Regions from separate parts of the Mus musculus genome. Here region 2 is linked to region 1. Evidence: chromatin loops called from intact Hi-C (ENCODE). Cell type or tissue: heart. All regions are shown on one strand.

What was found. Peaks named below come from ENCODE experiments on the same cell type or tissue, not always from the same donor. Only the 100,000 strongest peaks of a DNase experiment are listed, where the experiment ranks them.
Region 2: it touches region 1 in a loop (2.5-fold over the local background); 9 of 42 quality-filtered maps call a loop at or near these places.

Annotation. Positions count from the first base shown.
Region 1 is chrX:135,648,016-135,656,015 of GRCm38, reverse strand. Tcp11x2 (t-complex 11 family, X-linked 2) reads left to right here. Exons shown (of 10, transcript NM_027952.3): 10 at 891-1,318. The coding sequence ends at 1,123. Among named protein-coding and RNA genes, the nearest start is that of Prame, 24 kb to the right of the region's middle. In heart, a CTCF peak has its summit at 3,686 (motif pointing left); no DNase peak of the experiment used is centred here.
Region 2 is chrX:135,738,013-135,746,012 of GRCm38, reverse strand. Gprasp1 (G protein-coupled receptor associated sorting protein 1) reads right to left here and starts at 3,321. Exons shown (of 11, transcript NM_026081.5): 1 at 3,035-3,321; 2 at 1,438-1,514. Armcx5 (armadillo repeat containing, X-linked 5) reads right to left here and starts at 3,321. Exons shown (of 4, transcript NM_001009575.5): 1 at 3,035-3,321; 2 at 2,399-2,450; 3 at 1,438-1,514; 4 at 1-1,094. The coding sequence starts at 836. In heart, no CTCF peak of the experiment used is centred here; a DNase peak (open chromatin) is centred at 3,332; H3K4me3 peaks cover 1,874 bases; H3K27ac peaks cover 1,342 bases.

The DNA of each region.
Region 1 (8,000 bases):
AAGTCAGTGCTTTTAACTTCCAGACCCTGGCTAGTTTTCTTTTAACTTCTTATACTCTAATTTGTGTATATGGGTCTAAACTTAGTATATCAGCTTAAATATGTTCTTGGAATTTCAGGTATGATGTTTATGATGATCTTGTTAGGCAAAATACATACTAGCATCTCAATTATAAACATGTAAAAATCATTTTAAGAAATAATCCAATGACCAAAAGCCACAATTGTATTTCTGACTTCAACATTGAGTCTGTGTGTTTGTTGAGGGTATGTGCTGTGGATCAATCTCCATACCGTGCATATGCTCTCCAGGCATTTGGCTATTAAGTTACACCTCATGTCCTAGATTAACATTTTTGATAATTCATTATCTTTTGGTGTTTGATGGTATGTCTTTATTCCAAAAAGAACTGAAATAATACATACAAATGAAAAAATGAATGTCTTGGCCACTGTTTGATTGTTGTGATGATACACCACAACCAAGACAATTCTCATAAAAGAAAGCATTTAATTGGGGGACTGCTTTCCGTTTCAGGGGTATAGTCTATTATTATGACAGGGAACACGGGAGCAGGCAGGGGTAGTACTGAAGTAGCTGAAAGCAAAATCCTGATCTGCAAGCAGAGAGTCTGGGTCTTGCATGGGCTTTTAAAACCTCACACTCATATCTAGTGACATACTTCCTTCAAAAAGGCCATATCTCCTAATCCTTCTAATCTCATTAAAAAGTTCTATTACTTGGTGACTAAACATTGAAACATATGAGTTTATTGGGCCATCTTGTTCAAACCACCACAGTGAAAAAAACGTAAAGCTTTGATGAGCAGACAGTGAACTGTCAGTTTCTTCTGAAACCCATTTCTACTTTCTTTTTTCCCCCTATGACAGAACAACGGATGCATTTATTTCTTAAATGCTGTTTGATTCGTGGCATGCAAGAATCTCTTCTAGACTTCCCTGGATGCTTTCTTTTCATTGAGCCAGAGTTAGCAGAACTAGGATGGAAGTTTGTTAATCTGATGCACCACAACCAGCATGTGTTTAGCCCGTACTATGCTGAAATCCTAAAAAACATCATCTCAACACAAAATGATGAAGACGAAGAAAAGCCAATCAAATAATGCTGGTCCCAAGTCCTGGCACCAGGAATCCAAAGAGAGGTCTCATTATGTTCCTAGGATAACATCACCCATGGCCAACAACTGCAGGTGACCCTCTTCCTCATTAAGATTCAGGATGCAACTGTTAGCGGCCAACCGTACAAATTCCAAATGGCCCAATCCCCTTCATTAATAAACTCTTGAGCTGCAAGAAAACATCAGTGTCTTTTATGATGCACCTGAAGCCATGTCCCTTGTCTCTTTCCCCCAAGTATCTGAAAAAAGAACTGGGTTCTCGCTTTTCACTGCAATGGCATATCAGTTTTCAGTATGGTAGACTGGACAGGCATCAAGGCATGGAATATTCTTTTTTTTTATTATTAGGTATTTTCCTCATTTACATTTTCAATGCTATCCCAAAGGTCCCCCATACCCACCCACCCCCAATCTCCTACCCACCCACTGCCCCTTTTTGGCCCTGGTGTTCCCCTGTACTGGGGCATATAAAGTTTGCAAGTCCAATGGGCCTCTCTTTGCAGTGATGACCGACTAGGCCATCTTTTGATACATATGCAGCTAAAGACAAGAGCTCCGGGGTACTGGTTAGTTCATATTGTTGTTCCACCTATAGGGTTGCAGTTCCCTTTAGCTCCTTGGGTAATTTCTCTAGCTCCTTCATAAGGGGCCTGTGAGGTACAAAGAAAATCTATGAGACTATCTAGAATTAAGTACTTATGAAGTCAGAAGAGTACTGTGTTATGAGAAATATTAAAATGAATCGCCAACTCTCCAGCTACGCTGGACCACAGGGCTTCTGCTGAGCCATCTCTCCTGTGGAGGCCTCCAAGTTCCACTCACTACCATGCACCCCACAGTCAGCCACCATATCATAATACCCAGTACCCCGGTAGAATCAAGACCCTTAGTTAACCTATGAGATTTATGTATCAATAATATCACAATGTACAAGAAGCCAATACAATAATTTCAAAGACAATTGATAATGATAAAAGCTTTATCCAAATATTTCTAACCTTGTGAAATCATAGCTACCTGTGGCTGGAAAATACCACGTGGATACATGTCCACAGCCATCTTGGTTCTCACCCTACTCAGATATGCTCTCTTTTTCTCTGCAACTTTTAGCTCCACCTCCCCATGTCCTGTCCAATAACAGGCCTCCCACTGCCCTAATGTGATTGGACAGGGAAAATCTTGCAACAGTACTGAATTACAAAAGAGAATACAGAATCATAATTCTGCTACTGAGATGCCAAATCTTTTAAGTTCGACTCCATTTTAGAGAACCTGAACTAAGTTTGAACTCAGGTAAACTAACAGGCAGGTACCTAGCATTAATTTCCAAGTTGACCCCCAATAAAACCCAAGCCTAGCTTCAGTCTCTAGGCCAATCCCCAACAAGACCAGAGTTTCCAGGTTACAGCCTCAACAAGACCAGTGTCTCCAGGTTATTACCCCAGCAAACCTGCACCCCAGGTTATAGGTCCACTCGCTGCCTAATGACCATCAATGAGTAGGGGAGCAGAAATTAAGTTTATGATATGACTCTCAACACCAGGCAATAATGTTGAAGGCTATAGTGGCATTCCAATTAGATGCTTGCACACGTACGCCCTGCTTGCTGCTTACTATAAAGCCTTGCCCTATATTTGGGGCTTTACCACCACCAAAACCATCCTGTGTGATGGTGGTGTGTTGCGGGGGAGGGTGAGATAGATTGAATGGAATAAAGACCCTGCTGTGAGTTGCATCAGATTGGCACCTGTCTGTTTTGGGGGTAGGGGTGGGGGGATCACAAACAATCCCTGGCACAACACTTTGGTGCATTGGCCAGGAAGTTCCCCATGACGCACAGGACTACTATCTGGAGGGTCTTGAAGCTGGCACAACTTGTCTAGGTATTTGTGGGGATATTTTGTTGTTGTTGTTTTATTTTGTTTGTTTGTTTGTTTGTTTGTTTTTTCAAGGCAGGGTTTCTCTGTACAGTCCTGGCTGTCCTGGAACTCACTCTGTAGACCAGGCTGGCCTCAAAGTCAGAAATCAACCTGCCTCTGCCTCCCAAGTGCTGGGATTAAAGTCCTGCACCACCACTGCCCGGCTGTATTTGTGGTTTTATGTTTGGAACGTTGTGTTAATCTTCCTGCCTTTTCCGTCTGAGAGATGAAGTATCTGAGCTTTCTGTGTGAGATCTGCACAGCAGAATGGAAGCAAGCTTGTGTAAGATAAATGTGGAACACTTCCAGCTGTCCTGAGATGATGTATTTGTGTGGAACCTGGTGGCTTGTGTTGCCATGGTAATTCTTCTAGGCTTGTGCTGCGCTGAGGAATCTTGAGTGTCAGAAGCTTTCTATGTGGTCTCAACAGGCCAGTGCTTGCACAGTGGCGCAAAAGCTTGTGATTTGTGTGGCGGCTAATTTGTCTGAATGTTAGAAGCTTTCTGTGATTGAAACAGAGCTTTCTGTGATTACAGATGGAAACGAAAACTCGTGAAAAGATAAATGACTTATGTTGCCATGGTAATTTTTCCATGTCTGAGTCAATATTTGTGCAATACTAAGGTTGTCATGTGTCTGAGCGCCCCCTTCTGGTTGGTTCTTCTTACTACATACTTTATTTTTTTCTGGTATTGCTTTTTGCTTGCCTGCAGTCTCTGTTCACAGATTGACTGGCTCCACACCTGTCTTTTGTGACCACCACATTCGAGTTGATTCTTGTTACTACAGGCTGTATTTTTTCTGGTTTAGGTTGATTTTTGTTTCTAGTTGTGACCTTTTCTGTTCACTGATCTTAAACCGTGTCACATCATTCTGGGTACAAGGCCTTGAATTTGTTTTGGTGGACAGTTTCGATTAGGATAGACATATCTGGGAACCATGGCTACAGAGGGGGCAGGAGACATCCCGAGCCTCAGTTTGCGTGGATGTCAGCTTGGGGAGCAGAGGTATCTACCCGAATGGGAACAGGGTCTTGATTGTGTATGTATCCAGTTTCAGCTAGGATAGACATATCGGGAAGCTGTGGCTAAGGCGGGGCCAGGAGACAGCATGAGTCTGGGGTGGGCATGGGCTCAGGGGAGCCATGAGAAAAACACCAATCTCATTCTTTTCTTGTGGGTGTGCGCCATTTTCTGGTATTTCTCATTTCTGCCTGACAGACAGAAAAGGTTGGACTTGTGTTTTGGGTGTTATAGGGAGGTCTTTTACATGAGCACCACTTTCTGGTAGTTTTTTTGTTTTTGTGACAAATAGGGAGGTGTTTTTTTTTTGTAGTTTTGTATGTTGTCTTTGTGTTTCTTATTTTAAAACAACTTTGACAGATGACTTTGACAGATGACATTGACAAGTTGACTTTTTGACAAGGTGACATTGATGAGATAACTTTGACAAGATGACTTTGATGAAGTGACTTTGACTTTGCTGGACTTATTAACATGAGATAGGCTACCTCTATCACATTCTACAGGTTCCCTTCACTACAGAAGAGGCCAAGAAGCTGGTTCCTGGCCCCATAGTGTGTCCTCTCCAATATGCTTGCCTTCCCCTAACTCACCCAGATTTCAATACCATTGAAGGTAAGTGAGGCTCCTGGTGTACTGTCAGACTCAGTTGGTAGATCACAAGGTGACCACAAGATGGTTCACAAATTGGGCCAGAGTGTACAATATTAGGTAGAGAGAAAATAAAAGCCCTACAGCTTTTTTAGAGAGGCTAATGGAGGCATTTTGATAATACACCCTCATGGACTCTAAATCACCAAGGACAAAGGCAGCCATCACTCTAGCTTTATTAAGAAGGAAACACCAAATATTAAGAAAAACCTCCAGAGAGCTGAAAGATTAAGAGGAAAGAATTTGAGAGACATAATGATAGTGACAGGGAGAGTATTTAATAAAAGAGAGATTATAGAGGAAAAGTAGATGAGAGCACAGAAGCAACAGATTGGGACATAGCAAAGATCCTGTTGGCAGCCAAGACCAAACCAGAAGACCACAGAAGACACCTAAAAACAGATAGTCTTAGAAGAAGAGGATAAAGGGTGTCCTAAAGATCAAATGTGCCCTTCTCCAAGTACAGGATAACCTTAGAAATAAAAAAATGACTTCCCAGTGACAATAGAGACAAAACATGAACTCAAGATTACTTAGATGTCCTAAAAATTTGAAGTATTGAGCCTCCTATAAGACAGCCTTACTCTGTCAACTACAGGTGACCTCCCTAGACCTGGGGGATGCATGTTCAGACTCAGGGGCCTGGCATCAGCCAATGGCCAATGTGTCACCAATTGCCAGAAGCTCCCCCCTCCCTGTTTACACATCAGTGCAGCCGTGACCTCCTGGTTAAAGATGATGCCAGAAGGACTCATTACCAGCCTCTCTTCTTGAATGTCCCCAGGATAACTTTTCAGCTGCCTGACCCTGACCTTGATTGATGGGCCTCTGCGTGGATGCTCAGATGGATGCAGAGGTCACATGGTTCACCAATGGCACCAGCCTCATTCTGGATGGACAGAGGTATGCTGTGGTAGCAGTGGACTCAAACACTGAGGTAATATGTGCAGAGCTACTCCTGGCAGAAATGTCAGCCAAGAAAGCTGGACTGGAAGCTCTGACCAAGGCTTTAGAGCTGAGAAAAGACAAGAGACACAGATGGTTGGTGTGTCTTTGCTTCTGCTCATTTCCATGGGGCTATTTATAGGGAGAGAGGCATTCTGATGGCAGAAGAAAGGACTAAACTCCATCCCAGAGGGCAGCAAGACAGTCCAGTGGGTGGCCACTAGAAATTAGGCCCCTCATGACCTTGATTGCACTAGACCCAGGAGACCCCACACTCTCTGATCAGACAGAAGTTGTGATCTGGGCCAAAAACCTGCCCATGTCTCAGTGTCATAAGAGATGACAGAGGACAGCTGACTACAAACTAATTGTACCAGAGAAAATGGGTCTACACATACTGAAAAAGATCTATGGTTCTTCCCACATGGGATCCCAATGAATGCAGGACTTAGTCTGCTGGTCCCACATCAAAATTAGAGATGCCAATTTGAAAATAGTTGAAATTGTTAAAGACTGTAAGGCCTGTCAATTGACTAATGCATTTACCAATAAAAAGGACCCCAATAATCAATACTGGAGAACCAAGCCAAGAGTCTATCAGAAAATGGACGTCATAGAGATAAAACCAAGAACACTCAGATACAAATATTTTCTGGTGTTAACTTTAGCCCTGAGATTGGGTCCTAGTCAAGAGACACTGATACCCAGGGGTCACTAGAGCCTCACTAAATGGGTCCCTGTGCTACATAATTACAGTGTGGATCCATCACACATCCATTTGCAGTTGAAGACGCAGGCTAGCAGGAGGCGAATTCAGCCTCAAGACACCTTCTTATCTCCCACTGATGGGCCCCTACCCATGCATCAGGGACATCACAACGACATAGCCCTGTTACTGTTTTTATGAAGCTTCAGAAAGTTCCATGATTGGGCCTTCTAGTCACAGAGAAAGGGGTGGGTGGGGGATGAGAGGCCAATGCTTTTAAGTTCAGACTCCATTTTAGAGAACCTGACCTAAGTTTGAACTCAGGTTAACTAACAGGTTGGTACCCACCATTAGTTTCCAAGTTGTCCCCCAACAAAACCAGAGCTTAGCTCCATTCTCTAGGCCAATCTCCAACAAGACCAGAGTTTTCAGGTTACATCCTCAACAAGACCTGTGTCTCCAAGTTATTCCCCCAACAAACCTGCACCTCCACTTTACAAGACCACCCCCTGCCTAATGACCACCAATGCAGATGGGAGCAGAAGTTAAGTTTATGATATGACTCCAAGCCCCAGCCAATTATGTTAAAGTCTACAGTAGCTTTCTAATTAGATGCTTGTACAAGTACTTCCTTCTTTTTACTATAACCCCTTGCCCTGATAGACATTCAGGACTCCCCAACCACCAAGAGTCCTGCATGATGGTGGTGTGTTGGGGGCAGGAGCCCAAGATAGGTTGAATAGAATAAAGACCCTGCTCTGAGTTGCATCAGATTGGCTCCTGTGTGTGTGTGTTTATTTTGGGGTGGGGGGGAGACGGGATTTACATTCCCCTGGAAGAACACTATTATAGTTCCCTATCATTTTAAAGGATATCACCACATCCTATTTTGGTATGTGGTTTGAAGCACCAAGATAAGGAGAGTAGTATGAAAGTTGCTCTTGTCTGTTTACATTCAAGTGAGACCAAGATTTAACAACCATAGCATTTTTCTCTCTAAAGTGATCCTACAGATTGGGGTTGAAGTCCCTGACAGTGACCCACAGGTAGGAAGTCAGATCAGTTATTTACTTGTATCAATTCCATTCTTGGTCCTGTTCTTGGTAATGATGCTTTTGTTTCCATATCTCTAGGTTTAGAATATCTCATTCCTGAATGAATACTGTGAGTATTCAAAGATAGGCCAGTCCTCATGCTTTTTTTTTTTTTATCACTTCTGTTCTTGGGGTCTTAAGAGCTAATTATGATCATTGGCTAAGTTAGCACCATAAATGTTATAGGTTCACAAAGACTTTAGTTCGTTTTCTGAAATTATATTCACCTGTGATTCTCAGGCAAAGTGAAATGGACCAATAACATAGAAAACTAGAAAAAGGAGAGGCTTTGGTTTGGACTTGATTAGAATGAAGGAAGGAAAACAAAATCATACTTATGGTATATTCCAATTCAGTGAAAGAATGTTTTTATACTTTCTGAGGATGGAAAAGCTGAATGTAACTTGATTTGTTCAAGAAAAATAACAGATGGAATTTGAGTTTGTCTTAGTCCAATGGTGACCTAATTGATTTCTCCAAAAGATAGATTCCAGCTGGATGACACAACCAATTAAAATAATTAGT
Region 2 (8,000 bases), 90 kb before region 1:
ATAAACCTGCCCCTTAACCATGCTGCAGCTTTTTTTTTTAAAGCATAGTCGAATGTATCTGGGGGTTCAGGTTCTTCTTCAACCTTTGGTGGGGGCTGATAAACTTGAAGAGGATTTTCTTCTTTAGGCCAGAACCAGGACCCTACACTAGGCTCTTCTCCAGTCCAAAACCAGGAACACACATAATCTTCATCCTCATCAGTGGTGTTGATGACAATACTAGCTTTGTCCCCAGCCCTGGATTTGACACAGACCTCTTTAGCTTTGTCCCCAGCCCTGGATTTGACACAGACCTCTTTAGCTTTGTCTCCAGCACTGGATTTGACACAGACCTCTTTAGCTTTGTCCCCAGCCCTGGATTTGACACAGACCTCTTTCTTTATCTCAGGCTTCTGCTTAATACTGCGCTTATCAGTAGCCTTGGCAGCGCCCTTGAGAGATGCCTCAATTCCAGTGTCAATCTTGACTTCAGACTTGGTTACAGTAATGACCACAGATGTAGGCAGAGCATCTGACTTGGTGTGAGGCACTAAAGCAGGCCCTGCCGGGAGTTCTGTCTTAGCCTGAGCCATGACTCTAGCATTAGTCTTATCTTTCTTTTTTTTTACTTTCCAGGTCACAGTCTTGGGCTCAGTGGAAATGGCTGGCTGTGTCCTGGCCACTGCTTCATCCCTAGCCTCAGCCTGGTTCCCCCATTCTTCTTTTGGTTCTGCCTTAACGGCTTTAGTGGTCTGATTCTTGGCTTTTCCTTTAGCATTGGCAGGGCTATTGGTTCCAGGTTTTGAGGAAGCCCCAGACTCTTCTCTAGCTTTCCTTTTAGTTTTAGAGCCAATCATGGTTCGAGAGAAAGGCAAAGCTTAATATAAATATGCCCCTGTCTCAGCCTTGCCCGAAAGTCAGCCCCAAGTAGGTGTTTTCATATAAAGTCCAGTAGTCATTCAGCCCCTTTCCAACTACAGTTTCTGCCAATCATATAGACAGCATGTTGAGGAAGCTCACTCAAGATAAAGGATAGCTGTGCTGGGGCGCAGGCCTGTGGAGGGTGGTGGTCTTCAGCCACTCCAAGGCCATCAGATCTGTCACTGAAGTTGGACCTAGGGGTGGAGGAAGGAAATGGGGCTTTAAGTCTCTTCCAATTTGCTTTCTTCTCATGCTGATAAGCACAGAGACATAGTTAAGTATGGAAATTCAGTGCTCTATGGGGAAGAAGGAGACAAGGAGCCAACTCCTCCTTTCAGTTCACCCACTGTCTATACCTTCATGTGCTACCAATTTGTCTTTGCAGACACCAATAAGGGCAGAAAGAATAGGAAAGCTGGATGGACACGAGAGGCTGCAAAATTCCGAGGCTATCTGCTGACCTAGGCTGGAGCCAACCAAATCTTTACTGTTCCATACTATAGGTCTTACTCGAGGAGTCCCCACGTTCATACTAACCTGCGCTCTTGCCAAGGGATTGTTTCCTCCTTTCTCTGTTTCCACTGGCGACAAGCCCTGCAGCAGATCTGGCAAACCTATAGATAGATAAAGAGGACAGAGAAACTCAGCTCTTGGGATACAGACCTTGGTTCCTGGCCCTTATTCTTGCCTTCTCAGAGAAGCTTGTCTAGCTTTTCCCTTCCTGGTCTTCCTCTCCTTCCATTAACCAGCTTCAAAGCTGTTCCTCCTCCTCTTCCTCCTCCTCCCTTGGGGCCCTCCATTGTCTTCTTGAGTGACTGTTTCGGTAATCCCTTAGTTGAAAAATCGGTTGATAATGAAGTGTTAGAGCAGGACAGGAAAGAGGGGATTAAAGGAAGATGTTCCCATCCTGCATCTATCTCTAGAGTTAGACCAAGACTCCTAAGTGAATCCACAGACCAGCTAGAGGTCATCGAGAAACTGACAAAACAGAAGGGTGTGACATTCTAGTCTCAGTGATCCTTGTCTGTCTTCACACTAATCCTCGAATCTGGACAATTGCCTTCTCATTATCTCCTAGCTTCACATTCAGTTATTTTACAAACATTCACAACAGCCAAGTTATACAACCCTCCGGATGTGTCTATCAATGGAAATCCACAAACATGAGAACAGCACTACTGAGTATAATTTAGGAAACAGTAATTACGGAATAAATGCTTGCTGGATACAGATACTTGTTTGGTAAAGAATTCTCTGATTCCCTTTCTTTTTGTCATCCCCCCATGACACCCCCAAATCTCCACGTTCCTCTGCTATATTCTTAAAGCCTGATCATTTCCATGAAGGGACAACTAAATCATCTCTGCACAGTTGGTCGTACTGGTAGCAGTAGGGATGAAACGCCTGACAATAACAGGAAGCTGGGGAAATAATGAAAAGTATCATTTTCAATTTTCTTACACATTCTTATGATTATCCCCCACCCACCCACACAAACCTATCACATTCTGCAACATAGTTGGGGTAACGCGGAGGGCATTTCTGGAAGGCTGGAAAAGAGGAGATGTAGAAATTATTCTAGAACCCTACCTAGTCTTGCAGCTTTCTCCCACAGTACAGAAATCAGGTCAGTTTTGTTTATCTTCTCCCCTCCCCTTTTGATCTGCCGCCCTGAAACGTGGAGAAATGCAAACTTGGCACAAAATCTATCCACACAAATGAATGTGTGATAGCCCCAAATCAAATGAAATCGCACTGAGTAAGATATGGTTAATTAATGGTCAGATAAGAATGTGCAATCTTCGAATACACCCAACACAAGATTTAATGTTCCCACATCTATAACCCCTTTGTGTATCTCCTTCCTGATTCTCAAGGCTCCTCAGACAACTGCGTTCATCAGTGGTGGTAGTCCTTTCTCTGACAAGTACGCCATCTCCCCAGTAGATGATGCCATTGCATCCATCTCCCTTCCCAAACGTGATGAAGCGAGTTTCTGGAAACGTAGATAGCTTTTTCTCATCCTCCCTAGTCTGTCTTCCCAACACTCGCCCCCTAAAATCAGGTCACCAATCCCGCACCAATCATGGAACCCGCAACCACAACCCCAAGCAATGCCCTCCTTCTTACTGACCTGTTCTGCTTGAATCCAAGGCAGTTTTCTTAGGTGCGTTCTCTCCGGCGGCGCCTTCCCACACAGAAAGGAGGCAGGCAAACGCCGTCGGCAGTCCGCCGCAGGGAGCAGAGGCAATGGCGGCGACTGTAATTTAGGGGCTTGCCGGGAGCTTGGGATGTAGGACAAGATGAAGGGCCATGACTAGCAAATTACTGTCACCTTTCGGTACCCACTCCTCTCTCCGGTCCCTCACGAAGCGACTACATAGCTACCTACATCCGCCGGGACGCACTAGGCGCGGCTACGTCATTACGGAGGCCCGCAGAGGGAGGAGCTAGAGTTATTTAAGGAGTTCCGGCTTAGGGAAGCGGAGTGATACTACTGTGGCGCACACTGCGACACTTAGGTTCTGATCCCGAACTAGGGAAAACCGCGCCAAGCACCCGCAAGCAGGCGATTACCAAATGTCGGTTTTAGCTTCCTTCTTAGACATGTCTTTCCATTTCGAAATGCATGCGGTTTTCACGCTGTGGCGTCAGAAGAAAAAGCGGCCGCCTTACCGGGCGGAAGGATAGCAAAGAATTCTAGTGTTTTTACACGTTCCTCACTAAACCCACCGCCCACTGAAGTGAGCTGGTTAGGTAGGGGAGGGGCTCAAGGTAGAAACGATGCTGGGGGTGGGGCGGTTCTCAACGCTGAAATTACAAATAAAAATTCTCATTTATTCCAACAAATTCTAAACTGTTCCTTCTACAAGCAAAATCCGCCAGTGATGCACCTGTAAGGGCTTGTTTGCATAAAATTCTTGCTGCAGCGGCAGAACCTATGGAAAACTGCTCTGCTGCCAGACCGTTTTTGTTTTGTTTTGTTTTGTTTTTCAATCTCCCTTTTTATGTTTCCTGTTGCCACCCCTTGAAATCTTTTGCTCTTATTGTCCGGCATGTTTCTTGTTTTGAAATAGTTTTAGATAACATGAAGTAAGGATAGAGGAAAAACAGGGAGAAAAAGAACTGTGCAGACGAGTTCTACTCCAGGATGACCTCACTACCATAAGGTGCAGTGGCTTGGATTTAATCTAGGCACTGGGAAAACAAGAATCTTCTTACTGACAAGACATAATACCAAAGTATCTTTGTACCCGTGGACCAACACCAGTCCCTGCTCTGTGGATTTCTCCGGGCTTGTTCCCTCACGTTTCTTGCCCCCTAAATCTCTGACTATATAAGTCCTTGCATCTTGAATGCTGGGCCTCATGTTTGTATTATCTATTTGAACATAAATTTAATTAAAATAAGCCTTAGAATCAGAAAGTGTTTCTAACATGTATACCACTTAGAAATGTCCCAGCCCATCAGTCCTGTATGCCTCAACTCTAAGCTGAGCTATGACATTAGTAGATTATGATGAGAGACATTTTTCCTGTTTCAGGGATGTTTGTAATTTTGAAATTGCCTTAATAAAAGTGCATGGTTTCCCCTCAGTCCCAGTCTACATTATCAGAAAACCTGATAATGTCATGAGGCAGGAGGTTAACTTTTGGAAGGAATAACCAGCCTATAAGGAACAATACTAGGTGGTGATGGTCAGTCCAGACAGACCATCTTCATGACCCAGGACACAAGATGAAAATAGTTTTGGTGGGAGGCTCAATAAAACATAATTGTAAAAAATAGGTGGTAGTGGTCCCTCCAGATGGGCCAGCCCAGGGCCCTAAAAACAGTTAAAGAGAGAGAGATAGAGAGAGGGAGAGAGAAGAGAAGAGAAGAGAAGAGGAGAGAAGGAAAGAAAAGAGAAAAAGGAAGGAAGAAAGAAAGGAAGGAAGGAAGGAAGGAAGAAAGAAAGAAAGAAAGAAAGAAAGAAAGAAAGAGGGACATCTGGGTTCTTTCCAGCTTCTGGCTATTATAAATAAGGCTGGTATTAACTTAGGCAAATGGATGGACTGGAGGGCATCATCCTGAGTAAGGTAACCTAATCACAAAAGAACACACATGATATGCACTCATTGATAAGTGGATATTAGCCCAGAAACTTAGACTATCCAAGATACAATTTGCAAAACACAAGAAAATCAAGAAGAAAGAAGACCAACATGTGGATACTTTATTCCTCCTTAGAATAGGGAACAAAATACCCATGGAAGGAGTTACAGAGACAAGTTCCAAAGCTGAGACGGAAGGAAAGACCATCCAGAGACTGCCCCACCCAGGGATCCATCCCATAAACAACCACCAAACCCAGACACTATTGCATATGCCAGAAAGATTTTGCTGAAAGGACCCTGATATAGCTGTCTCTTGTGAGACTATGATGGGGCCTAGCAAATACAGAAGTGGATGCTCAGAGTCAGCTATTGGATGGAACACAGGGACCCCAATGAATGAGCTAGAAAAAGTACCCAAGGAGCTAAAGGGGTCTGCAACCCTATAGGTGGAACAACAATATGAACTAACCAGTACCCCCCAGAGCTTGTGTCTCTAGTTGGATATGTAGCAGAGGATGGCCTAGCCGGCCATCAATGGGAGGAGAGGCCCTTGGTCTTGCGAAGATCATATGCCCCAGTACAGTACCAGGAATAGTACCAGGAAGCAGGAGTGGGTGGGTAGGGGAGCAGGGTGGGGGGAAGATATAGGGGACTTTTGGGATAGCATTTGAAATGTAAATGAAGAAAATATCTAATAGAAAGAAAGAAAGAAAGAAAGAAAGAAAGAAAGAAAGAAAGAAAGAAAGAAAGAAAGAAAGAGAAAACAGGAAGTAGTGGTCAACTCTGGATAAATCCACTCAAACCATTTTCCAGTTTCAGGGTCTTTTTGGCTACTGGCGCATCGACAGAATGCCATTATCATTTCCCCTAGTAAGCCTTTTAACTTTAATGTATCTTTAAACCCTTAAACATATGCTGCATCTTCAATAGTGTTTGGTGCCAGTTGTTTTCTTGACAAATCCTGATGGGGATATGGGGGGAAAAAAAAGCTTATCCACCCACTGTTGGTGGAAGTGTAAACTGGTAGAACTGGTGAAACCACTATGGAAATCAGCATGGGGGTTTCTTAAAAAGTAAAAATTAGAAGCACTGTGTGACTCACTTATACCATTCCCAAGAACATTCCAAAAGAGCTCCATAATCCACCACAGAGATACTTGCATATCCATGTCCATTGTGGCTGTATTCAGAATAGCTGAGAAATGGAATCAGACCAGATTATATGTCCATGAGTATATAAATGGATAATGAATACACACACACACACACACACACACACACACACACACACACACACACCTTAGTACCAAACATCAGGTACCTTACTATGAGTTGTTGATCAAAGAAGCCTCAGTGGTTTCCAATACACCCAATTTCTATTGCTCTTGGTTATTTCCAGATCAACAACAACAACAACAACAACAACAACAAAATAGGTTCCCATGGCTAAACACATTTCAAACTTTGATATTTTGGTCGCAGATTCCAAAGAAATCAAGCTGACAGCTAGCTGGAAGGGTCCCTACTGCCTGGTTACCTTTCATAGTGCCAAAATAGGATGCTATTTGGGCTACTGGAGAAAGAAAAGCTATGAATGGTCCTAGGAAGCTGTGAACTCTGTGAACTACTTTGTTGGCATGTCAGAAAATATTTACTTAGTGTTGCAATATCAGAATGACAGCTACTTGGAAAGTGAACTGCTTTAATTGTATTTGAAACTAATTTCCCAGGAGGGAAGCCATGCCAAGTACTGGAATACTGGTCAGTACTCCATAGTTAACAAAGTCATGGGTGCAAGGGAGGAAGCTTCTTCTTCTTTTTTTTTTTTTTTTTTTTTTGGTTTTTGAGACAGGGTTTCTCTGTATAGCCCTGGCTGACCTGGAACTCACTCTTTTTTTTTTTAAGATTTATTTATTATATGTAAATACACTGTTGCTGTCTTCAGACACTCCTTACAGAAGATTGTGAGCCACCATGTGGTTGCTGGGATTTGAACTCTGGACCTTCGGAAGAGCAGTCGGGTGCTCTTACCCACTGAGCCATCTCACCAGCCCCATGGGAGGAAGCTTCTATTTCTACTGAGGAAGTTGTCTTGCTAAGTAAACACAATCACACTGATTTATGGGTATGTGTGGATTTGGTTTTGGTTTTGGTTTTAGATAAGTGTCTCACTGTGTAGATCTGGATGGTCTGAAAGTTGATATGTAGACCAGACCTGGCTACAAACTCAGAGCTGGACCTGCCTCTGTAGTGCTTGGAGTAAAGGAATAAACTACCACCTCTTCTCTAAACATTTACATTTATACCCATATGTTAGTGCTTCTCTCATCCTTGTTTAGCCTGGCAATGGTAGCAAACATCTTTAATCCCAGCATCTTGGGAGGCAGGGGCAGGTGGATCTCTGTGAGTTTGAGGCCAGGCTGGTCTACAGAGCAAGTCCAGGACAGCTAAGGCTGTTTGTTACACAGAGAAAGAAAGAAGGGATAGAAGGAGGGAGGGTGGGAGGAAGGAAGGAAGGAAGGAAGGAAGGAAGGAAGGAAGGAAGGGAAAGGAAAGGAAAGGAAAGGAAAGAAAAGAAAAGAAAAGAAAAGAAAAGAAAAGAAAAGAAAAGAAAAGAAAAGAAAAGAAAAGGAAAGAAAAGAAAAGATGAAGAGGCAGCTCTGTTTGCAGTGGGTGACAACATGGAGAGTGGTCAAAGAGCTGAAAATAACTGACAGTTGACCACTCATCTCTAAAGGAATATCTGTATTTCCCTTTCAAGGTTCCAAAGGAACATTGCAAAAATGCTATCAGAAAGAAAATAAGGCTGGTTTTTGAGATAAACTCTTTGAAACACCATCTTCTGTCTTCTGTATGTGGCATGGCTATTTCACCTATGAAGTCATAGCAGCTGTGGTTTCAGACCACTCCATTATAAATAGGCAGAGGCGTTTGGAGTAGCATAGCTGTCTGAGGAACTAACGGTGGTTAATTAGATGCAGTGGGAGAAGGAGTCATTACATT